3 separate regions of the Mus musculus genome follow, and all the other regions are linked to region 2. A link is a loop called in an ENCODE intact Hi-C map of the cell type or tissue named here. Cell type or tissue: heart. All regions are shown on one strand. Links, peaks and the distances in the headings refer to the core of each region. The heading gives the core; the rest is flanking DNA.

What was found. Hi-C counts contacts between places; a loop is a spot of excess contacts. Peaks named below come from ENCODE experiments on the same cell type or tissue, not always from the same donor. Only the 100,000 strongest peaks of a DNase experiment are listed, where the experiment ranks them.
Region 1: it touches region 2 in a loop (2.5-fold over the local background); 5 of 42 quality-filtered maps call a loop at or near these places.
Region 3: a loop joins it to region 2, with 2.3 times the contacts of the local background. A loop is called at or near these places in 3 of 42 quality-filtered maps.

Annotation. Positions count from the first base shown.
Region 1 is chr1:72,233,071-72,241,382 of GRCm38, forward strand. It overlaps Gm23472 (a small nuclear RNA gene), which reads left to right and starts at 3,876; the gene lies at 3,876-4,066. In heart, for the core only: a CTCF peak has its summit at 3,491; DNase peaks (open chromatin) are centred at 3,411 and 4,041; H3K4me3 peaks cover 1,208 bases; H3K27ac peaks cover 721 bases; H3K27me3 peaks cover 1,149 bases.
Region 2 is chr1:72,301,254-72,309,476 of GRCm38, forward strand. It overlaps Xrcc5 (X-ray repair complementing defective repair in Chinese hamster cells 5), which reads left to right and starts at 6,168. Exons shown (of 21, transcript NM_009533.2): 1 at 6,168-6,314. The coding sequence starts at 6,294. Tmem169 (transmembrane protein 169) reads left to right here. Exons shown (of 3, transcript NM_175564.4): 3 at 1-1,742. The coding sequence ends at 53. In heart, for the core only: a CTCF peak has its summit at 5,791 (motif pointing right); a DNase peak (open chromatin) is centred at 6,238; H3K4me3 peaks cover 1,529 bases; H3K27ac peaks cover 1,754 bases.
Region 3 is chr1:72,249,714-72,258,025 of GRCm38, forward strand. All of the region lies in intron 1 of D230017M19Rik (RIKEN cDNA D230017M19 gene), which reads left to right. Gm25939 (a small nuclear RNA gene) reads left to right here and starts at 5,295; the gene lies at 5,295-5,485. In heart, for the core only: no CTCF peak of the experiment used is centred there; DNase peaks (open chromatin) are centred at 5,068, 5,478 and 6,898; H3K4me3 peaks cover 2,005 bases; H3K27ac peaks cover 1,854 bases.

The DNA.
Region 1 (8,312 bases), core at 1,605-6,604, 70 kb before region 2:
GAGGTCAGAGCAGTGTGGAGTTGTGTGGAGTTCTCTCCCGGAGCCTTTACAGGGACTCAATGGATAGAACTCAGGCGTTGGATTTGTACAGCAAGTGTCAGTATCCACTGAACATTCTCACCGGTCAAGAAACCTACTTTCAGCACATTACCCATGCATTTGCTGGGGTCTAATAGGTCCAGGAAGCATTGAAACAGAAAGAGTGGGAAGGCAACAAAGAACTCCGCTATAGCCATACTGTGGGATCTGCAGGAGATCCGAGTGGGAGCTGATGTCTGCCTCCCGTTTGCACAGGAGCTGGGAGCCCAGGGAGGCTTTCATGGAAGAGTGGACATGACTGGTCAGTAGGAAGGGGTAGCATTCCTTTAATTCTACCACTGCAGAGGCAGAGAGAGAGGCAGAGAGGCAGAGAGGCAGAGAGGCAGAGAGGCAGAGAGGCAGAGGCACAGAGGCAGCGAGGCAGAGGCACAGAGGCAGAGAGGCAGAGAGGCAGAGAGTCAAAGAGGGGCAGAGGCAGAGAGGCAGAGAGGCAGTGAGTCAAAGAGGGGCAGAGGCAGAGAGGCAGAGGCAGAGAGGCAGAGAGTCAAAGAGGGGCAGAGGCAGAGAGGCAGAGGCAGAGAGGCAGAGGCAGAGGCAGAGAGGCAGAGAGGCAGAGAGAGGCAGAGAGGCAGAGAGGCAGTGAGGCAGAGAGAGGCAGAGAGGCAGAGAGGCAGTGAGGCAGAGGCAGAGAGGCAGTGAGGCAGAGAGAGGCAGAGAGGCAGTGAGGCAGAGAGAGGCAGAGAGGCAGTGAGGCAGAGAGAGGCAGAGAGGCAGAGAGGCAGTGAGGCAGAGCTAGAGGCAGAGAGAGGCAGAGAGGCAGTGAGGCAGAGGCAGAGAGAGGCAGAGGCAGAGAGGCAGAGAGGCAGTGAGGCAGAGGCACAGAGGCAGAGAGGCAGAGAGGCAGAGAGTCAAAGAGGGGCAGAGGCAGAGAGGCAGAGAGGCAGAGGCAGAGGCAGAGAGGCAGAGAGGCAGTGAGGCAGAGAGAGGCAGAGAGGCAGAGAGGCAGTGAGGCAGAGAGAGGCAGAGAGGCAGAGAGGCAGAGAGGCAGTGAGGCAGTGAGGCAGAGGCAGAGAGGCAGAGAGGCAGAGAGGCAGAGAGGCAGAGAGGCAGAGAGGCAGAGAGGCAGAGAGGCAGAGAGGCAGTGAGGCAGAGGCAGAGAGGCAGAGAGGCAGAGAGGCAGTGAGGCAGAGGCAGAGAGGCAGAGAGGCAGAGAGGCAGAGAGGCAGAGAGGCAGTGAGGCAGAGAGGCAGAGAGGCAGTGAGGCAGAGAGGCAGAGAGGCAGAGAGGCAGAGAGGCAGAGAGGCAGAGAGGCAGAGGCATGTGGATCTCTAAATTCAAGGTCAGAGTGAGTTCCAGGACAGATAGTTCCAGTCCCTTTGTCCTCAGAAGCCCTCCCTTCCAGTCCTCCCCACAGCATATGCCTACACATTACTACCATTGACAAAAATGACTGTGAACTTTGCCAGGACAGTTTTTATTGCTCTTCCTGAGATCTGGAGCCCATTTTGAGGTCTGGCCCACTTCACTGTGTCAAGATATGAGAACCAGGAAAGTTTTGTAGGTTTGGCAACCATAGGTCCTTTGCCTTTGAGGGAGAAAAGGCCTGGACACATTAATGGAGAAGCCAGATTCAGGGGTCCAGGGAGAAGTATGGAATCCTAGGTTGGGACTCTTGTATCAAAATTCACAAGCCTTGGAAGAAAATGGTGACTGACTGGACTATGTGTGAAAGAAGTGTCAGGGGTGTGACTTGCTAGGGGTACCAGTTCCCTAGCATGGCAAAGCTCCAGATTCAATCCCCACCCCACCCCTCCTCACTCTGGAAAGCAAAAACTATAATATCTTTTTTTTCTGTGAAAAAGAATGATTTTATATTCAGAAGTAACAAGACTGTTAAAACTGGAAACCACACTTGCCCCTGCCCAAGCTGGGAAACCCCATCTGCCTTCTTTCTGCACCCCTCCAAGAAAACTCCTGACTAACTCTTCACGGGATAGGGGAGCATGCTTTTAATCCCAGCACTTGTACTATGATGCTTGAACCCACTGTGTAAGACCAAAGATTCAGACAATTCAAATGTCGATGAAATGAATTTATTCTTACTGCCAGCAGAAGGATGGGCAGCCTTAGAGCCAACCGGCAGGGTCGGGGTGGAGCGGGGGTGTTAAGGTGGGGTTTTAAAGTCGGACATCAGAAAGGTGTGTTACAGCTATCCATGGACTCACAGATGAGTGGGAAAATTGTTTTGCCTCCCTCAGTTGTTTCTTCCCCCCATATATAGTAGGAAACCATTGCATCCCGTTCCCATAGCGATAAGCAGGCTGTACCACAGCAAAGGCAGCTGTTAATACCTACAATCCTTCCTTCTCATGCTACCCGCAGGCCACTAGGATCTCCCAGGCACTCCTGAGCAAAAAGTCAATGGCCCTTATGGGATGCCTGGCTCCATCTTGTCTCTTTAGTCATCACAAGGAAACTGTATAAGTTATTACTCAGGTTCGCGCATTCTGGCTAGGAGAGAGCAGTTCATTGCCAGGCCAACAAAAACACAGTGCTCCAGGTTAGGTCTGGCCGTCGCGTCCCCACACTCAGGGTGCAGAAACAGATCTTTGTGAGCTGGAGGCCAGCCTGGTCTACAGAGCGAATTCTAAGACAACCATGGCTACACAGAGGAACTCCTGTAAAGAAGAAAACCTGGTGGAGTGATTATGGGGGACTTGGGAAGAACACGAAGGTTTTCTTCCTGGAAGTTTTTTGCAAGTTGAGAGTAAAACATAATCAACAAAATTTCCAAAGAAATGCCTATATAGAGACACTGTTATGTTAGTGGCTTAAAAAAAAAAGATTTTAAAATTTATTTTATGTGTATAAGTGCTCTGTTTTCCATGTTTGTCAGAAGAGAATCAGATCCCATTACAGATAAATTTGAGCCGCCATGTGGTTTGCTGGGAATGAAACTCGGGCACTCAGGACGGTTTTGAATACCCTGCAACTAACAGTTGTGAGGCATCATGTAAAGATGGTTACTGATCCTGCAAGAGCATTTTTAGTGCTCCTAACCACTCAGCAATTTTTCCAGCATCCTTTGAGAATATCCAAGGATGCTATAGATACAGCATTTCCCCCGAACCCTGCCCCATGGCTACTAGCAAGACTAGGTAAAATACCCGGGACTATATCTAATTTGGGCAGGCGCAGGAGATGGAGACACCCACTCGGTTCGGTCACTTAAGTGAACAGGTGAGGGAGGGGAGAGCACAGAGAGTCAAGAAGTTTCAGGAGTTGAGGGGGAAACGCGCAGCCGCAGTGCCCGGTGGGACAGAATCGCTCCGCCTCCGCCAGATTCCCCATCCCTGCACCGCCCTCTCGACTTGGAAGCTGTCTCTCCGCGGGCCGGAGAAGCTCGTCTGTCAGCTCACGTAAGCGCAAACTAGGAACAGTGGGTGTGCTCTTTTCTGCCACCATGCGCCACTGCGTCTCCCCTGGAGCATCTCCCACCACAATGCCGTATCCTTTTTCCTTGGAGGCCGTAGCAGGAGCGTTCTCAGCGGTTCTAAAACCCGCGCGCAGGCAGGCAGAGGAGTTTCAGTGCAGTGGTGGCGGGGCATGCAAATCATACTCGGCGTGCGCGCTCGAGAACGCCGGGAGAGCCGGGGTCGTGGACGTTGTAGCTGAAGCTGTGGGTGCTGGAGTGGGAGTGAGGCGTGGAGGATGCAAGACGCGCACGGGAGGAGGAAGGAGCCGCGGGGAAGGCAGGAAGTGAGGGTTGCGAGCGGTCACCACGAAGTTAATGTGTCTCGCGGACGCAGAGCACGGCTGCATGGTGTGTGCTGGGTATCGCTTCTCGGCCTTTTGGCTAAGATCAAGTGTAGTATCTGTTCTTATCAGTTTAATATCTGATACGTCCTCTATCCGAGGACAATATATTAAATGGATTTTTGGAACTAGGAGTTGGAATAGGAGCTTGCTCCGTCCACTCCACGCATCGACCTGGTATTGCAGTACCTCCAGGAACGGTGCACCCCCTCTGGGGAATAATATTGGTTAAATATAAGACATTTGGAACATACTATAACTCTTATGTATGTGCTGCAGTTACTTTTTCTCTCTTTTTCTACCTTTTAGTTACCCGGGTCTTGTTGATTCTTTATTGCTTTACTTTTACCGTTATTATTCAGGCTTCATATTTCCACTACCCGACTTTTTAGGCAGAGCAGCTCGCTTCTTTACCTTTTCAGACACTGGTCAATAATTGTGATTAGGTGGGAAGACTCTAAGGTTTTCATCTTTTTTTTTTTTTTTTTTTTTTACGTAAATGGATTTGGGTAATGTGTATATGTGGTTGCTTTTTTGGTGATTCATGTGTTGAAGCAAAACTTCATGTTGTACAGAAGTCTGGTTGTTTCCCTTTTTGTTGCTGCATCTTCAGGCTAAGTTGCTATGAAATGCAATCTAACAAGTTACATTTCTTTGCACTGTCAGAGAAGTAATGCCTAGCCGGTGCTTTCTGTTACAGCTTTTTCTCTGGTTTTGGATATTTACATAACTAAAATTAGACATTAGAGGACTGTGCTACTTAAAGGGCCACTTAAAAAAAAAAAGTCTTCACTATTCACTCGATTGTATCTGAGATTAATAATGAGAATTGAGGGAGGAAGCCAGTGTCATTAAAAATTACATTTTTAAATGCCTCTGTGTGTGTGTGTGTGTGTGTGTATGTACGTACACGCACACACGGGCGCCTGTTTCTTTGCAGGCTGGAAACTTGGGAACTAAGAGGAAACAGCTATGAGCAGAGCAGGATACCTCTCATGGTAAGGTATTTCTAGCATTTGTATTAAAATGGATATTAAAAATTAGGACGTAGAGATACAGTCTGGAAGGACCCCATAAGCAAGCAAATACTTGCAGTACAGGCAAGAAGAAAACCAGAGTCGTCTAAACCTAAGGGGCTTTTTAGTCTGTGGTTGTTTTGGTCGTGTCTTTTATTTCCAGGTCCTTCCTGTTTCCTAACAAGTGTTCCCTCCCTCAGCTGTAAAGCCCACAATTGCCTGAATGTGCCATGGCCCTGGTGGCTGGTTGATTCGGACCAGGGAATAAGGGTAGTGGTGCACACCTGCGATCCACTCTGCTTTCGCCCCGGGCTGAGTTAGTGCCACTTTCATGCTTACAGTAGCTCTGTCTTGCACAGCTTTCTCTCTAATCCAGAGAATAACTTCTTCACAGCCGTACAACAAACAGGCCCGGGCTTGAGCCTTGTCGGCACACAACAGAAGTAATGGTCTTGTGCTGATGGAGGGAATCGGGCTTTATAGGTGGAACAAGTCTTATGCAGTGCTCAAGAGAAGGGGAAGACAGGAGACAGGAAAGGGTGAGATCTTGGACTAAGCAAGAGAGTGATGGTCCCCTAAGGAAAATCCTCTGTCATGACCCTGGGATGGTAAAAGACAGGCCAGATCTCCTACACTTTTTCTACACCATGTTTAACTGCACTGCTCATCCAAAAATACTCTATATAAACTCTCCTGTCACAGATAAATGAGCCCCCACAGCTCTCTGTGTGTTCAAGTCGTGCTGGGAACAATGTTGTATGGTATGTAGACTTTCAACAGAACCTTACACAGACAACTGTGACCTCCATAAGTATTCATTTTATCAAATGTTCATGATCACATTATTGATAAACCAGCCTGCCTCCATCTTAACCTGGAAAGCCATATTAATGACAAACTACGTTCTTTTCTTTCCTTTTTTTTTTTGGTTTTTCGAGACAGGGTTTCTCTATAGCCCTGGCTTTCCTGGAACTCACTCTATAGACCAGGCTGGCCTTGAACTCAGAAATCTGCCTGCCTCTGTCTCCCGAGTGCTGGGATTAAAGGCGCACGCCACCATGCCCAGCTCTATGTTCATTTCTATGAAACATTAAATTTGTTACTCCAGGATTGGGCTATGCCCCACCTGCAACCTTTATTACAAACGGTTCTATACTGCCTGGTCCAGAAAATGGCAATCATGCCTTTGTTTCAAGAGGCCATTATGGGGGCTGGAGAGGTGACTCAGCAGTTAAGAGCACTGACTGCTCTTCCAGAGGTCCTGAGTTCAATTCCCAGCAAACACATGGTGACTCACAACCATCTGTGATGGGATCCGATGCCCTCTTCTGGTGTGTCTGAAGACAGCTACAGTGTCCTCACATACATATATAAATTCTTTTGGGGCTGGTGAGATGGCTCAGTGGGTAAGAGCACCCGACTGCTCTTCTGAAGGTCCAGAGTTCAAATCCCAGCAACAACATGGTGGCTCACAGCCATCTGTAACAAGATCTGACGCCCTCTTCTGGAGTGTCTGAAGACAGCTACAGTGTACTTACATATAATAAATACATAAATCTTAAAAAAAAATAAATTCTTTTAAAAAATATTTATTTATTTATTTATGTAATTTATTTATTTTGTGTATATGAGTACACTGTAGCTGTACAGATGGATGTGAACCCATGTGGTTGCTGGGATTTGAACTCAGGATCTTAGGAAAATCAGTCAGTGCCCTTACCTGCTGAGCCATTTCACCCGCCCATAAATAAATTCTGTTGTTATGACCACCTTGTTATGGGCACCTTGCAGCATGTCTTTGTTTCGCAGAGGCTGTTATGACCAACTTATGCTTTTCTTCTGCTTCTGTAACTCCACAGAAGTTATTTGCCTGCCATTTTCAGCCAATTGCAAATCCCTTATCTCTGATCAATAAAAACCTTATCTTCCCCAGTCAAAAGCTGATTTGAGCCTCAACTTGAGGGAGATACAGTCTGAGTACATGAATTTTTAAAAAACATTTAATGGTTTGCTTTAATTTGGCCACGATTTGGGTCGGCGGTCTTTCTCACATCTGTGGGATCAATTTAGTGATCTTATGGAATGCAAAGATGACAAACTATTCATCCTCAGAGAAAATGCACACTGTGTGTGTGTATGTGTGCGTGCATGTGTGTGTGTGTGTGGTGTGTGTGTGTGTGTGTGTATGTGTGTGTATGTATGTATGTATGTGCGTGTGTGTGTGTTGTGTGTGTGTGTGTATGTGTGTGTGTGTGTGTGTATGTATGTGGGTGGGTTTGTGAGTGTGTGTGTGTGTGTGTGTGTTGTGTGTTGTGTGTGTGTATGTGTGTGTATGTGTGTGTGTGGGTGTGTGGGTGTGTGTTGGTGGGAGTCTTCTGTAGGGAAAATGATCTGTTCAGCCTGCAGGGAAATGGTCTGGGTAAGGGAAGAGTGAAATTTGGTTCAGTTCAACTTAATTGCTATCTCCGGTTCAAACTTCCAGAGTCTGACACCAGTTGGTTTATTTTAGCTACATTGAAACACAGCACAATTTGAAGGATAGAAAGAAAAGGTTTTCTGATAACAGTTAACTCAGTCTCAAGTGTACAAAAAATTAACACATGTTACATTGAAATTCTTTACAAAGTACATCTGGCTTCTTTCTTAAAGATGAGTACTGTTTACTCAAAGGTAGCACCCAAATTGTCTAGGGAGATTGATTGGGGTAAGCATAGTATCTGTGGGAGTCAGGATTGGCTGGCCTAGGATGACAGAAGTCACCTATAGTGTTGGAAAGCACGGATGACGTCACTGCTAAGGATAGGTTTTATGGAGTAAAGCAGTGTTGAGGATTTGGAGGGAATTGTCTAGGATGAGTGAAACACATGAAAGACCCCCAAAGGGAGACCCTCACTCAAGTCTCGGGATAATAGCGGACCCTCAAGAACTCACAAGAGACCAAGCTTGATGCAAACCACATGAGGCTTTATTCAGGGAAAGCCAAAGCTCTAGGGACGACTCGTATCCCACGCAGGGTTAGAGGAGTCGACGTCGAGGGGAAAGGGGTCCCAGTTTTTATAGGCCCTCAGGGGGAAAGGAAGGGGGGAGTAGGGGATTTCCAGATCTAAACAATGTCTATTCTAAAATGATTTCTCAAGAAATGGGTATGGGAGGGGTACAAGGAAAGAGTCTGGTGCAGGTGCAGCAACTCCAGATTGGCCCGGCTGTGGCTTCTGGGGAGATTTTCTGACTCTTCCCCAGCAACCAATATCACAAACACCTGACAGTGGACTTCAGCAGTGGGCACACACCTGGGTTCAAGGAACGGTCAGAACATTGGCAGACACACGGGTTCAAATGAGTACACTGGCCATAGCATTATGCACCTCTATTTTTCTAAATCAGCAAAGCTAGTTCTGCTAACAATGAAATCTGTTTTGCCACTTTCAGGGCTTCTGTGAC
Region 2 (8,223 bases), core at 3,224-8,223:
GCAATCTCTCCAACAAGGACCCCATCCAGGAGGTAGAAACCTCTACTGTCTAGACCTCTAGTGACTTCCTTCCTAGGTCCTAGTTGTCTATAGTCATTCAATGGAATCTAGTAGTTCTTTCCTTAAACTATCTAATGCCCTCTACATTCCTGGGACAGCCTAGCCCACACTGGCGTAACTCATCATCTTCATTATTCCAAGATGACGGAAAATAGAAAAGCGACTTGTGCCAAAGCCGTGCATCTGAAATACAAATGCGTCTTGACTCTTTGCCCTATAATGACTGTTTATGTGCTACATGAAGATACATCATAAATTCCTTCAGGGGCCTGAAGATGTTATTGGTGCCTATGACCCAGGGGAGTGTGTGCCTAAATGTGACAGAAAGGATAAAGAGGCTCAGGGGTGACCAGATCCGCCAAGATAATAGATGGGGATGGAGTGACACATTTAGGGAGTTAGGCTATTAAAGACTGTGCATCACTGTATTTAGATAGAACTGCACATAACTAAAGCCACAAATATTAGTGAGCCAAACAAGAGAGAAATATACTTCCTTTTTATGCAGATGTCAGGAGGCAGATCATCCCAAGACCTATGAAGTTTTCTGGGGTTCACTGGATGGCAGAATGTGGCCCTTGGTGCTCCTCAGTTTTTAAATATTGACTACAACTCTTAACTGTCATAGCAACAGAGATGGAAAGGAGAGCACACTCAGCCTATTTAAGGAGGCTTTAAAAGCCTCCCCCCTCAATATTTATTATCTCTCATTGGCCATACTATAGTCACATGACCCCACAATCAAAGGATGCTGGGAAATGTAGTCTTTCATCTGGGCAATTATATTCTTAGATGAATACTGGGGTTATGTGAATTTGAGAAAAGGGGGATAGTGGCTATTGGGTAGTCAAGTACAAATCGATATCTTAGAACAGGTATTTAGATACATCCAGAATTCCAAATTACAAATGCAGCTTTATTTGTTTATTTATATAATTATTTTGGCCCTAGTCTTAGATGGAGAGTTTATACATAGATCTGAGTTACATATACTATGCATATGCCTTAGACAGTAGCATCTCGTGTACTTGGCAACTTAACCTTTTGTCAAGTGGTTTCAGGGTTCTTTGGAAAGACCCATTAGATAGGAGCATATGGTCACACAGCCACAGCACAATTCTTCCTGGAAAGGAAGGGGAACAGGGATTAACAGTATTTAATCTATAAAGATGGAGAAGAGAGAGAGATTGAGAGAGAGAGAGTAAATCTTCCAAACGCTAACCCAGCAGGGATCAGTAGCTCAAAATTCAAACCACAGTTTGCCTGTGGTTTCACCAAACCTAGGAGCCTTATTCATTTGCTCAGACCTTTCTAGCATGAAGCTTCTCTGACAGGGTTAGGAGTGATGTAACAGATTAATCCAGATGAAAAGATTCTGGACTGGAGAAATAACAGCTTCATTTTTAAGAGTGTCCTGATTTCAAAATGCTGAGTCCCAAGAGGTCAGTGGGTTTGGGGTTTGGGTTCATAAAAGGAGCGATATTATTATTATTATTATCATTATTATTATCATTATTATTATTTTTGATGTGTGTGTCTCAGAAAGAAGTGCTCTGAAGCACTCAACAAACCAGAGGGGTTGATCAAGCTCCCCCAAAACCAGCCAGGGACATTTATTTAATGTATGGTGCTGAACTCCACTTTCAGAGAATTAAAAAAAAAATCCTGTTATTAGTTTGATCAAAAGGAAAAGAAAATGTGTCCAGTATTTTTGAGGATAGCTGTGGTGCTTCCTGGTGCATTTCCAGAGATATGAATAATATAAATGAAAATAAAGATAATAAACTCTGATTAGCATTTGCTTCTTTTATTTTGGGGGCTCTCAAAAATAGCTCTGAATGCTATGGTTTTCAGCAGAAAAGGTGAGTCTGTTGGCAGTCCTGTGGATGTAAGATCTTTAAAAATCTTTTAAGGGTATGAGTATTGCTACATGTATGTAAATGTATCACATGCATGGCTGATTCTGAGGAGGGATTAGGGCTCCTGGAACTGTAGTTGCGGGTGGTTATGTGCTACTGTGCAGGTGCTGGGAACCAAACCCAGGCTCTCCTGGAAATGCCCTTCATTGCTGAACCATTCTTTCACATCCTTCTTTGAGAGCTTTATTTCGCCACCCTGGGATGCCCACATAGGGTTTTAGTTTATAGTATTGAAAAGATTAATGGGCAACATAAGGATTCTTTGCCTCACCTCAATTTACTTACTTACTTACTTACTTGAGGCTTTATAAAACATGGACTTTAAAAGATAATACTTGATAAAAAGAGCTGAACGTGGCATCATAGCAATACGGTTATGGTTAGGATTTTAATGATGTTACCAAATTGTCCATACAATGCTACAACTGTCTGCTTGGAGCAGAAGGTTGCATATCTTTGTTCTAATGCTCATCGAGTTATCTCTTAGGTAGTGAAGGGGCCCTAGCTGGCCTGAGTGTGACAAACAGGGCTCTGGTAGGCCTTGCCCTTTCCCCATTCCTTCTTCCTTGCAAAAAACCCCTAGATTACATCCCTAAAGCTTGCCACCAACATCCATTTTCTTACTTGACTACTTCCTCCTTCTGAAACTGACTACCAAAGTCCAACAGAACCCACGACAGATTCAAGTATGGGTACCACCAAAGTCCAACTTGGCAAACCAACTAGTTTTATTGGGGCTACTTACAGGGATATGGGTAAGAGACTACTTACAGGAGCAGAAATGGAGCTGTGTCACCAAAGCCCCACCTCAGCATGGGTAACAGCTCACAAAGCAGTGAAATCTGGATACACTGCACAGCCTGCAGACAGTTCCACAGGTTGGAGAGTGTCCTTACCAAGCAGCTCAGTTGATGTGCACTTCTTGCAGGCAGCCACACCCCGCAGACAGTTCCACAGGTTGGAGAGTGTCCTTACCAAGCAGCTCAGTTGATGTGCACTTCTTGCAGGCAGCTTGTTTTCTCTGAGCATGATGCTCAGTAGTCTCTATTGTTTACTTTTGGGAGTGAGGGGCCTAGTTAATCTGGTCAGTTTCAGGGACTTCCTGAAGCTATTTTGAGTTGTTTACTTTCTGTCTTAAGGAACTTCTTTGCCGGATGAGATGTTTGGATCTCAAAGGAAACTGCTGTTTAACCCATTTAGTTGATGCCAACTTTAAATATTCCAGCAATTTAATTTACATTTTGAAGTAACTTTTTTCTACTTTATTCATCATCCTGAGGGAAACACATGGTTCACAAAATTCAGAATGATAGGTCTTACTTTTTAAAAGAACTCTTAACTTTGTTGCAGGTTTGGGCTCTTTCAGAGATTCATCAGTATGAATCAAGGTTTGGTTTTAGTAAATTAGAGGCTTTTTACTAAAAAGAGCCTGGTCAGGACCAGCCCAGAGAGAGTTCTCTAGGTAAGGCCCCAGCTATTGTTAACCAAAGGATTATGAAGGCAAACCCCACAAAATTATTGTAAGGGAAAGTATCTGCTTAGGACCTCCAAGACCAAGTTCTCAGCACAAAGGAGATTTATTTGCCCCAGAGGGACAGAGGGCAGGGACTAAGAGACAAAGACAGGAGGCAGAGGAAGAGGGAGAAGAGGAAGGGAACAATGGAGAGGGAGGAGGGGTATTTATGGGGATAAAGGACTGACTCTGGATAGACAGCCATGGCACATAGGAAAATGACAGCTTATAAAGGTAAAAAGGGAGACCCCATGTTAGAACAAGGTGATTTTTCTCTTTCTTTTTTTTCTGGTCTTACGAGACAGGGTTTCTCTGTGTAGCCCTGGCTGTCCTGGAACTCACTCTGTAGACCAGGCTGGCCTCTAACTCAGAGATCTGCCTGCCTCTGCCTCCAAGTTCTGGGATTAAAGGTGTGCGTCACCATGCCTGGCTTAGAACAAGGTGATTTTTAATTGGTCATGTTGATTAGGTGAGCCAAAGGGGGCTTTTGATTGCTGGACTTAAACACTTTGCTAGGTGTGCCTCAGGAGGAGGAAGTGGGCAAATAAGGACTAGACTCTGAGGGCTAGCTTTAGGAATACAATCTAATGACTTTTAGTAAGGTAGAGGAGATGAGAGAGAAGGGCAAGGCCTGCCAGAGCCGTGTTTGCCATACTTTGGTTCTCTAGAGTTCCTTCGGATAGTAGCCAGGAACTCTGCTGCATTAATCATGTTTGTTCTTTCCCCCTGGATTAAAGGAAGCTTTTTTTTAGAGCAAGCAATGCTTAAACTCCATGCATTTTCAGGACCATGGTCTTCTAACTGCTTAGAAGTGGGTGGTTCTTGAGACTTCCATAAAGATTGTGTAGATGCAAACAAGGACAGCTACTAGAACCTCTTTTTATTTTTCCTAGGAAACAGACTTGTATTGGAAGTGTGTGTGTGTGTGTGTGTGTGTGTGTGTGTCTGTAGAAACGAGGGAGTAAAAGAAACAGAAGGGATGGAGGGAGGGAGAGAGAAGGAGGAGGGGAGAGAGGGGGAAAAAGAGAAGAGGGAGAGAGGAAGAGAAAAGAGAGACTCTATCCGAGATGGAACTATGACACAGCTTGCAAACATTCTCTGTGGTAAAGCCCTAGTAACTCTAAAGATGAACCATAGTAAAACTATAACTAGAAATAACGTTTCAGTTTCAAAAAATTCTCTAGTCTGAATAAAAGCATGGAAGAGTCCTCTGGGTGCGAAGTGTCTGTCTAGACACCACTGTGTTTATTTTAAAATTTTTATTTGTTTATTTTCTGTGTATGAGTGTTTTGCCCGTATGTAGGTTTGTGTATCACATGGGTGCCTGGTGTCCTCAGAACCCAGAAGAGGGTATGGGATCCTCTGGAACAGGAGTTACTGATGGCCGTGAGCTGTAATATGTGAACTGAACCCCAGTCCTGTTCAAGAGCAGCGAATGTATTTAACTGTTGAGCCATCTCTCGAACCCTATCAGCTTCGATTTTTAAACCTTCATTCCCTGAAGGCTTCTTCAAAAATTCTCCAAATCATATCAATTTTAGTGCCTGTTTTCTTGGGACCATTTTCAACAAAAGAGAATCTGATTGAACGTTTCCCACATTGAACAGAGGTTTGCAGACATTTTCCAGGTCTCTGGACCTTTTGTCCAACCACCTGCAGCTTGTGAGTCATTTTTGTATAGAAAACAGGCAGTTTCTGTGCAAGGGTTATCAGAAGGGAAGAACTGCAGGGCAATTTCCTTGCAAATGAGTGGTGAACACTCACGGGAATTGACAGCCTCCATCTCTAGAAAAGGGCATCTTTCCCAGCCACAGACACGCCAGGGTAGTAGGAAATTCTTCCCAGAGGCTAAGGTGTTTTAACCACTTTGTCTGTAGAGTTGAATGCCTTTCCTACTTTTTCTTCCTTTTTAAAGATTTATTTATTTATTTAATATATGTGAGTACACTGTAGCTGTCTTCAGACACACCAGAAGAGGGCATCAGATCCCATTACAGATGGTTGTGAGCCATCTTTTTCTTTTAACTCGGTGAACTCTCACTCTTCTCTTTGGACGTTGATCTAAGGTCATCGTGTTCATGGTTTTTTTTTTTTTAGTATCATATTTAGAAGGCCTTTAGAGGAGTTAAGTGACTTCGTGGATTCATCTTACACAGGGGACTTTTAACTCCAGAGTGCCAATACAAATTGCTAGCGAAAGGGATTATTATCAATTGAGTAATAGCAATTATTATTTTTTTTTTAGTTTTAAAAATCATGTATGCACGCGGCTGCATGTGGGTATGTGCATTGAGTGGAGGCCAGAAGAGGGCGTCAGATCCGCGGAAGGCTGATGTAGGTGCTGGGCTTTGAAATACCCTTGCGAAAACAGTACACATTCCTAACCTGGGACCCTTTCCCTTTAACCCCCTATTTACTTTTTTACTATTAAACTTGTTATTTTAAATTTATTTATTTACTTATTGTGATGTGTGGGACACGTGGAGATCAGAGGGCAACTTGTGGAATTGGTTCTTTTTCTCCACAATATGGGTGCCTGGAGCTTGAATGGGCTCGTCAGGCTTGATGACAAATGTCTTAGACGGCAGAGCCATTTCTCCAGCCCAGTACTGACTGGCTTTTAGCGGCTCAGAGAACAAAGCCTTGCCTAAGGAGGCAGGGAGAGAATTCTGCGCATGCTCAGAGCCCATGGCTTCCCCGCCTTGCACGCGGGACGTCTGGATCTGTGGGTTGCCCGGAACTGAGTTGCGACACTCTAGGTTTCCGCCCGGAAAAAGTAATCAAATCACCTGAGGACCAGCATGGCGTGGTCCGGTAATAAGGTACCGAGAGCAGGGCCTTTTGCCTTTCCTAAGCCGGGGATCTCTAGAGGGTGGAAGCTGTGGGAATCGCAGCTGAGTCAGCACTGAAGGATGGATGCTCAAAACGAAAGACTTGGGGTTCGGAGTTCTGCATTTGAGTCTTGTGCACCTTCACGCTTCCGAAATCCTCCCTCCTGCTTCTCCAGCCTCTCACCCTTCCCTCCTCCCTCGTTGCTTCAGTTTACTTTCTATCCACGCCACCTGCTAACACAGACGTCCTTTATTGCTTCCGAACCTGGGTTCTAAAAATCTTTGTAAGTTATCGAGGATAGATCCCCTACATGCCAGGCTCGTAAAACTTCAGAGGGGTTTTGTGATTCTGTGAATGAAATAACTCAAGGTGTAATATTACGTAATATTATGACCTTCATAATAATTTAAAAATCTCGAATTTATTGAAAGCTTACTGTGTGAGGCACAACTAAGCCCTTTATTCCTATTTAATTAAATCTTCACACCAAACCGTGAGACGACCATTATTACCCTTAGCTTGTCAGTAGGAGAACCAAGCAAGACATGAAGAACTGAAGTGATTAGAACGTGGTCACCCTTTCCATGAGTGGTAACATGTGAATGGGAATTCATTCGGAGCTCTGAAAGAAAAGCAAAACAGAATGCTCAATTTCTAAGAATCTATGATCTTAGAATCCTAGATTAATAATGGAAATTACTGTAAACTTTAGAGAGGTTGTTTTTGATCACTAGAGAGAGATGCAATGGCAAGGATCCATTCATTCGTTTAATACAAACAAGATAGGGGTTCAATAACGGAGCTCTGTTTTCCTCCACCCCCATTTGGGAATTTGATGAAATTATGAACCCATAATGATGTTGCTCGCTTCCTTTGTTCCTCTGCCTTCAGTTGCTGAGAACTTTGTAGCTCCCGTGAAGGACTTACTGTGGCAGATGTACTTGATAAAATTCTAGCAGGTTGTATTGCTTCAGTGTGGTAATGAAGAGCTGCAGTACCCTCCCAGTTTGTCTTCCCTGGTTTTCTTACTGCTTCCAAAGACTTTAAATTATCATAAACCATTCTTCCAGACCAGAATTTACACTGTCAAACTCTTTGATGCCTTACTCTGAATCTCTAATTCTTGACAAAAGACTCCCAGTCTTTTAGTGTTTGCTACTTTAAAAGTAGATTTGTGGCCGCCTATTAAAGGAACACAGCCAGCATATTTTGTGATGCCTACATTTAAAAAAAAAAAAGATTTTTATGCTGAAGGAATCACTGTGGGATGTAATTTGAATTCCTCTCAAAGGTATTCTGTAGTTTATTAATGTTCATCCCAAGATAGGTTGTTGTTGTTTCTGAAACCTGTTAAATTTCAGAGTGTCATGTGATTCCATTCTTTATGAACTAAGGGAAACTAGTATTTCCTTTGAGTGTTGCAAAAACGTCAAAATTGGGGGCTCATCCCCCACTATAGGAGCTGGTCCAAGTTTTCCAAACACCTCTAGAGTCAGATGATGACCGTCTTAACTGGTCACTTTTCAGTCTTTGTCGCCTAAGATGATGCCCAGAACAGCTCACATTCTGTCTGGTCAGCACAAAAGCACGGATGAGACTGGTAGGATCAGGACTGTTAATTCTGCAAACAGCTTTAGACCTCATCAAGCCCAACATCTTACTGCCTGACTGAACTAACAGTGAGGTTAAGTGACATTGCCTAGGGGTCAGAGCTAATTAGAGGAGATAGGACTAGACCCAGGTCTCTGGATTACTAACCTAGGTTTTTGGTTATTTTTTCCCCACCAAAAGACCCTTCATTTTCTTTCTTGAATACATTATAGTGTTTTAACAACATAAAATGTTTGTGAGGATAGACTGTTAAAGCCGTATCATCTTGGTGACTCAATCTATAGTTTA
Region 3 (8,312 bases), core at 2,189-7,188, 53 kb before region 2:
TCTATTTGCATTCTTCTACATAAAGATATCCAGTTAGATCAACCCCATTTATTTGTTGAAGATGGTTTCTTTTTTCATGGTATATTTCAGGCTTCTTTATCAAAATTCAGGTGTCTGTGAAGTGTGGGGATTTACACCTGGGTCTTCAACTTAATTCAGTTGTTCAAGATGTCTGTTTTTATGCCCACATCATGTGTTGTTTTTTTTTGTTTTTTGTTTTTGTTTTTTTAAAATTTTCGAGACAGGGTTTCTCTGTGTTCCCCTGGCTGTCCTGGAACTCACTCTGTAGGCCAGGCTGGCCTCGAACTCAGAAATTCGCCTCTCTCTGCCTCCCAAGTGCTGGGATTAAAGGCTTGCGCCACCATCGCCAGGCCCCCATGTGGTTTTTATACTACAGTTCATAATACAGCTTGAGATCAGGGATGGTGCTACCTCCAGAAGTTCTTTAATGGTTCAGGACTGTTTTAGCTAGACTGGGGTTTGGTTTTGTTCTGTTTTCCATATGGAGTTGACTATTATTCCTTCAAAGTCTGTAAAGAATGGTGTTGGAATTTTTTTTAAAAATACCTATTTATTTACTGTGTATATAGTGTTCTGCCTATATGTATTCCTGCGTACCCGAAGAGGGCATCAGATCCTGTTACAGATGGTTGTGAGCCACCATGCTCTGCACTGAGCCATCTCTCCAGCTCTATGTTGGGATTTTGATGGGGATTGCACTGAATCTATAGATTGCTTTTGGTATAAATGGACATTTTTACTGTTAATCTTACTGATCCCTGAGCATGGAAGATTTTTCTGTCTTCTGGTATCTTCTTCAATTTCCTTCTTCAAAGACTTAAAGTTTTTATCATATAGGTTTTTCATTTACTAGGTTAGAGTTGCCATAAGATATTTCATATTGTGTATAGGAGGACTACTGATTTTATTTTATTTTTTGAGTTAATCTAGTATCCAGGACTTCACTGAACTGAAGGTATTTCTCAGCTGTAGGAGTTCACTAGTAGAATTTTTGAGCTCACATATGTATGCTATAATATCATCTGTAAATAGTAATACTTGGACTCCTTTCTTTCCAATTTGTATCCTTTTTCTCTTTAGTTGTCTTATTGCTCTAGCTAGAACTCAAGTCCTTTATTGAATAGATATAGAGAGAAGGACAGCCTTGTCCTGATTTTAGTGGAATAACTTAGAGTTTCTTTCCATTTAATTGATGTAGGCTATTGGCTTGTTGTATATTGTCTTTATTGTGTTGTATTGTATACCCATATGTCTTGTATCCTTGATCTCTTCAAGACTTTTTTTTTTAAAGATTTATTTATTATATGTAAGTACACTGTAGCTATCTTCAGACACGCCAGAAGAGCTCTCGTTACAGATAGTTGTGAGCCACCATGTGGTTGCTGGGATTTGAACTCATGACCTTTGGAAAAGCAGTCAGTGCTCTTAACCACTGAGCCATCTCACCAGCCCTCTCCAAGACTTTTATCCTGAAGGGGTGTTGGATTTTGTCAAAGGCATCTAATGAGATGATCATGTGTAAACAGACATATATGCAAGCAACACACTCATACATATAAAATAAAATTTTAAAAAATCTTTTAAAAGATTAGGGGCACAAAGACCCCCCCCAACCTGTGCCTGGAGGCACTTCTCCTTTTGAATCCTGCAGCGTGTCCTTTCTTGCTTTTGCCCCATCTAGTCTATGTTTGTGTCTATTGTCATCGTTAACTATAAATCCATAGTTAACTCTACTGCTGTGTCCAACAACATTCCCATTTTATTGTGCCCTCATAATGAACGGCACTGTTACAACCCTCCTGCCGTAACCGTTTCCCGATACAAAAGACCATCGACGATTGCATGAGAGTTTACATCTAGGCTCTCTTCCCTTCTCACCTCTGCAAGGCCAGCCCTCCCACAATACCAGGATTCTATGCTCCTCAAGGGCCCCTCAGAGCTGACAAAAAATAAGCATAAACCTGTGTTTTAGTTAGAGATTCATTGCTGTAAAGAGATATCATGACCAAGGCAACTCTTTATAAAGGACAGCATTTGATTGGGGCTGGCTTACTGGTCCTGAGGTTCATTCCGTTATTGTCATGGCAGAAAGTATGGCAGCATCCAGGCAGGCATGGTGCTAGAGGAGCTGAGAGTTCTACATGTCCATCCAGAGGCAGCCAGGAAAAGATTCTCTTCCACAGGCAGCTAGGAAGGGACTCTCTTCTGTTCTGGGCAGAGCTTAAGCACAGGCCCTGAAAGCCCACCCCCACAGTGACTCACTCCCTCTAACAAGGCCACACCTCCTCTGATAATGCCATACCTCTTAATAATGCACTTCCCATGGACCAAGCATATTCAAAACATCACAACCTGTACCTCTTCCTCATTCAACTAAACTCAGTGAATATTAGTGGGTTGCAAGATGACATGAGTTATAAATAGTAGAAAACTTGCACCAAGATAAAACCTCTTAACAGGAAAAAACCAAATGTGGAAGCATGACTGTCATCCTACACTCTGGGGAGGAGAGTGTGGGTCCGAGGCTTTCCCCAGGGTTCCCTCATTGTTGGTTGACATTGAATGTAAGTGTTTTTATCCAACCAATCAAATTCATTTGTTCTTTCTATTGAACAGGCATTATGTTTTGGATAACTACTGTTGCTTAGAGAGCAGGTTGGTCAGCTTGGATAAAATGGAGCCTACTTGGGGCTGGAGGGATGGCTCAGCGGTTAAGAGCACTGACTGCTTTTCCAAAAGTCCCGAGTTCAAATCCCAGCAACCACATGGTGGCTCATAACCATCCGAAATGAGATCTGATGCCCTCTTCTGGTGTATCTGAAGACAGCTACAGTGTACATATAATAAATAAGTCTTTGGGCCAGAGTTCAATTCCCAGCAACCATATTATGGCTCACAACCATACAGTGTACTCATATACATTAAATAACTAAATAAAATTAAAAAAAAAGCTGGCGAGGTGGCTCAGTGGGTAAGAGCACCCGACTGCTCTTCCAAAGGTCCAGAGTTCAAATCCCAGCAACCACATGGTGGCTCACAACCATCTGTAACAAGAACTGACTCCCTCTTCTGGTGTGTCTGAAGACAGCTACAGTGTACTTACATATAATAAATAAATCTTTAAAAAAAAAAAAAAGCTTACATCTGCGCCCCAGAGGACTTCAGGTCTAGGGATGAGCGGCTTCATTGGCACACATTTATAAACACTTTATAAATTAGAAAGGCTGTGCTGTTTAGAGCTTGGTGTGGTGGTGCTCACAGGTAGATCCCTGAATTTGGGCCAACCTGGTCTACAGGGCAAGGTTCTAGGACAGACAGAACTATAGAGAGAAACTCTGTCTCAAAGAAAGAATGAATTGAAACTAAGGGCTATGTATGTTTTGTTTCATAGGTGTCTCTTGATAGCCATCGGGCTGATGGCTGACTTAGCTTGTTTGTTTGTTTGTTTGTTTGTTTTTTCAAAACAGGGTTTCTCTGTGTACCTGGCTGTCCTGGAACTCACTCTGTAGACCAGGCTGGCCTCAAACTCAGAAGTCTGCCTGCCTCTGCCTCCCAAGTGTTGGGATTAAAGGTGTGTGCCACCACTGCCTTGCCTGACTTAGCATTTTTATATGAGTCCTGCATAGATAGGTATTTGATTCTCATTATCAGGCCCGAGGTAATAAATTCTCAGTCTTTTTTTTTTTTTCAGTTTTTTTATTTTTATTTTTATCTTTTTAGATATTTTCTTTATTTACATTTCAAATGTTATCCCCTTTCCTAGTTTCCCCTCCGAAAATCCCCTAAACCCCCCCCCCACTAGGCCCCCCCTTCCTGATCCTGGCATTCCCCTACACTGGGCCATCAAGCCTTCACAGGACCAAGGGCCTCTCTTCCCATTGATGACTGACTAGACCATCCTCTGCTACATATGCAGCTAGAGCCACAAGTTCCACCATGTGTTTTCTTTGATTGGTGGTATAGTTCCAAGGAGCTCTGGGGATACTGCTTAGTTCATATTGATGTTCATAAATTCACAGTCTTGAGGCTGCAAAGGAGATTGTCCCGGAAATCTCCCTTCCACACAATGAAACTCGCTGTTCCCCACCTTTTTGTCTAGTTCAATCTACACTAAAACCTCTTTCAGATTGTTTTTTTTAACTTTTAATTGTGTGTATGTACCTGTGTTTCTGGGTCCTGATGCCTGCAGGTCTCCAAGTCTCCCGATGTGAGGGCTGAGAATTGAACTTGTTCCTTCCAGAGCAGTTAGAAGTCTTACCAGCTGAGCCAGCTCTCCAGACCCTCTTTTCAGATTAAAAAAAAAAAAAAGGAAGAAGAAGAAAAGAAAATCTAGCAAGCTAGCTTCATGGCTGAGGCTGTTGAAACCTGAAATTGTATACATTTCCCAACTGCTGAAATTATAAGCAGTGCCGATTGGCTCCCTGCTTTCTTTTCTCTAAATTTTCAAATTCAAATTGTGTGTGTGTGTGTGTGTGTGTGTGTGTGTGTGTGTGCGCGCGCGCGCGCGCCAGACAGAGCATATGGGGACCAGAGAACAAGTGGTAGGACTCAATCCTCTCCTTCTACCAGCTGGGTAGGTCAGGAATGGAACTCAAGTCATTCAGCTTGCAGGAACCCTTCCACTCCCCGGACATTTAAAGGGGCTGTGCAGTGACTTTACAGGGGGAAACCATAACCTTCCAGAGCTCACGCAAGTTTGTTGTCAGGTCTGGTATTTGGGAGTTGGCTTGGAATAAACCACTTGTGCATCTTGGGACACCCCGCCCCCCCACCCCAAATACTGACATAAGTGACATAAACGTCAACTTTAAAAGCTCGTCTTCCGGATAATGCGAACTAGACAAGTAGGTCGGCCCTTTGACCACCATCCCTGTACTGTACTTCTCAGGTACAGCCGGCTGCAAACCCTCCTCTAGCGCTCTTGTTCTCAGTGGAGTGGGAGAATAAACCGGAAGTGTCCGGGAGCCCATGTGTGCTCCTTGCAGAAGCACCAGGGAAGAGGCTCCAGTCTCGGCCGCCACACCCTCCACGAGGGGGCGGGGCATGCAAATTATACTCGGCGTGCGCGCTCCGGAACGCCGGGAGAGCTGGGGTCGTGGACGTTGTAGCTGAAGCTGTGGGTGCTGGAGTGGGAGTGACGCATGCAGGATGCAAGACGCGGACGGGAGAAGGAAGGAGCTGCGGGGAAGGCAGGAAGTGAGGGTTGCGAGCGGTCACCACGAAGTTAATGTGTCTCGCGGACGCAGAGCACGGCTGCATGGTGTGTGCTAGGTATCGCTTCTCGGCCTTTTGGCTAAGATCAAGTGTAGTATCTGTTCTTATCAGTTTAATATCTGATACGCCCTCTATCTGAGGACAATATATTAAATGGATTTTTGGAACTAGGAGTTGGAATAGGAGCTTGCTCCGTCCACTCCACGCATCGACCTGGTATTGCAGTACCTCCAGGAACGGTGCACCCCCTCTGGGGAATAACACTGGTTAAACAATAGACATTACAGCATGTTTGTTAGCCAACTGGGTGGTAGTCGTTTTTGTGCACTTCAGTTAATCCCACCATAGGTGGCACGGGAGGGTACTGCTTGCATATGCATGGGGCTAAGGTTCAAAGTATCAGTTTAAAATAGAGGCCCAGTTGTGGGCCGTGGCGAGTGGTATTCTTTGTGAAAATACCACAAAGGTGGTAGAGAAAACAGTAATGTAGAGTCACCATTGATACTCAGGCCCTTGCCAGTGGAGAGGAGGCATAGGTTCCAGTCACATCTCCCACATGGTCAGGCACAGGCAGCTCTCTGGGCATGTAGATCACGGTGGTCCTCACAACAGCTGGGTTGTTGGGTTCCCCCAGCTCAGTCACCCTTACTCCTCTTTGATTGTCCCATAGCTTGGAGGAAGTCCGGCATTGGGCAAGAAAGCTTGGAAATTGTGGCTCATGGTATTGACTCTGAAACATCCTGTCTGGAGGATGGCTGCTGCTACCTAGGTTCTGTAGGCCTGCCCGTTCTCTCCTCTCTTCAGTTTTAAGATCTGTGAGTCGTTTGTTTCGTTACTCATGGCAGAGGTAGTTGGATCTCTTGCGTTTGATGACAGTTTGGTATACAAAGGGAGTTCTAGAAAAGCCAGACCTGTTTGGCTTGTGTAAATTAATATGCTCCACGTGAATGCAGAAGCTCCGGTGAGTTCCTGATCCGCAGTTAAAGTGCCTGAGGGAACAAAAGGGACCGTGGTACTCTGCCAGAATTCTTAAACAATCGTCTCTCCACTTCTTGCTCCGCACTCCCCTCACCGTGTGCGCGCAGCTGGCGTTTTTTAGTTGTGCATGTGACAACTAGATTTTTATTTGAACGATCATCCTCTGTTGTTTCCAGTTTTGTTTTGCTTTGTTTTTTAGCTGAACCTAAACAAGGTCTTTCACTGAACCTAGAGCTTGGCTATTTCAGCTAGATTAGCAGATTTATGAACTTGGTCTGCTTGCCAAATCCCTCCATTGTCTGAGTCTTACAACAGCAAGTTACGATAGGATCTGGGAAGCTGGAACATCAGTGGACTCTATAGACTGTTTAATTTATGGAAAAATGGGAATCTGCATAGAGTTCTGCGGGATGCACAGAAAAGTAAAGGTGGACAGAAAGGAGCAAATGTGATCAATGGACAGATGCCAAGGATGGCAGAGAGGTTATTGTTGGAAATCTCATCACGTTTTCAATCAGGAGGGACTCAAGGTGTTTCATATTAGTAAATTGACAACCTCACGAAAGGCAAGTTTGGAGGCTGCAGGTTGAAAGAGGTGGCAGAACCCAGTTAGACCAAGGAATGAGGAGTCACTCCCCACCTCCAGGGATTCAACCAAGAGACTGACAGCTTCAGTACTCAGAAGGTGGGGACAGTGCACAGGCATGTGCTCATTCAGGAGATGGTGCTCAAGGGCTGCCAAGTACATACAAAGCACCTTGGCTACCATACAACAGTAGAGTTTTGCCCATAAGACAAAAGGCAATCTGCCATCAAGCTAGATTCCCAGCTGGCACGCCTAGTTAGACCTAGCTCTGGACTGTGGTTGGTTTAGACCTGGTCAACAATGAGTGCAGAAGAAAAACTGGAAAGAAGATTCTAAACCTCACGTTGAAGCGTTGCAGCCATAGTTTGGATCCCAAGAGGGAGCTGCTTAGACAAACCGGTGTTCTGCATTTAATCCCACGACAGAGCTCTTAAAGGCGCACCCTAATGGTAGTAGCTGTTTCACAGTACAGGATAGAGCCATGTGGTAGCTGTGGACATAAAACAACCTGGGGTAGAGTGCACATAGATCCCTGAATAGTGGCCAACAACACCAGATCATTTGGGATAACAAAGAACAATGGCAACAAAGTGTTCTCCCACAGTAATTCTTATCCACCCGCTCCAAGTCATCAGCCACAGAACAGTCAGGCACAGCCTAGAACTATAATGGGCAGAGCAATAGAAAGACTTGAAACTGAGCCTGCTAGCCTGATTCCCACAGACACAAGGCTGTACAAAGTCACTAATGGGAGAGACAGAGAGAATCTATAGGACAGTGTTTCTCAATATGGCTCAGTAGCAAAATTATAGCTACAATGTAGCAGTGAAAATAAACCCATGGTTGGGGGAGGCGTTCTAAGACCATCAGAAATATGTGTTTTTTGATGGTCCTGATCCACAGGTTGAGAACTGCAGATGTAAGAGGAGGTGGGTTGGCTTCTCAGTGCAGAGGGGCAAGAGACTTCCACAGAGCCGACAGTACCAAGATTGCTGTGCGTGCACCTCCGTAGGGTAGCGTAGCAGAGTCCTCTGCTGAGACATTGTGCACATTCAGTTGTCCTTAGCACACTACAATGGAATTCTAGAAAGTTCTATGAGCAGTAGTACAACACAGTTACTTCTCTGCCTTGCATGGAATCACAGTGGTGACCACTCTATTAGACCTGAGTGTGTCGGATAGGGGAAGGCTTCACCTAAGCCCTCCCGCACGGCTGGCTATTCTTTTCATACGCTTCAAGGATTTGCATACTCCTCCTCAACCCTCTACCCCAAGTGTCCTGTCATACTTAGGAATTCTTTGTATTGACGTTCTCTTGTGGAAGTTATAGTTATTCAAGGTGAGGGTCTGCCTTCCCTCTCTGCAGGAACCCAGCAGCTGCACCATTAGAGGAGCTATCAGTCACATTCATGGGTAAGCCATCCCATGCAAAATGGTATCCCACCCAGGAACCACTCCTCCACCAAGGAGATGCAAGAGTGTCTTGTGATGTGGGACCACGGGCTGTGCCTCA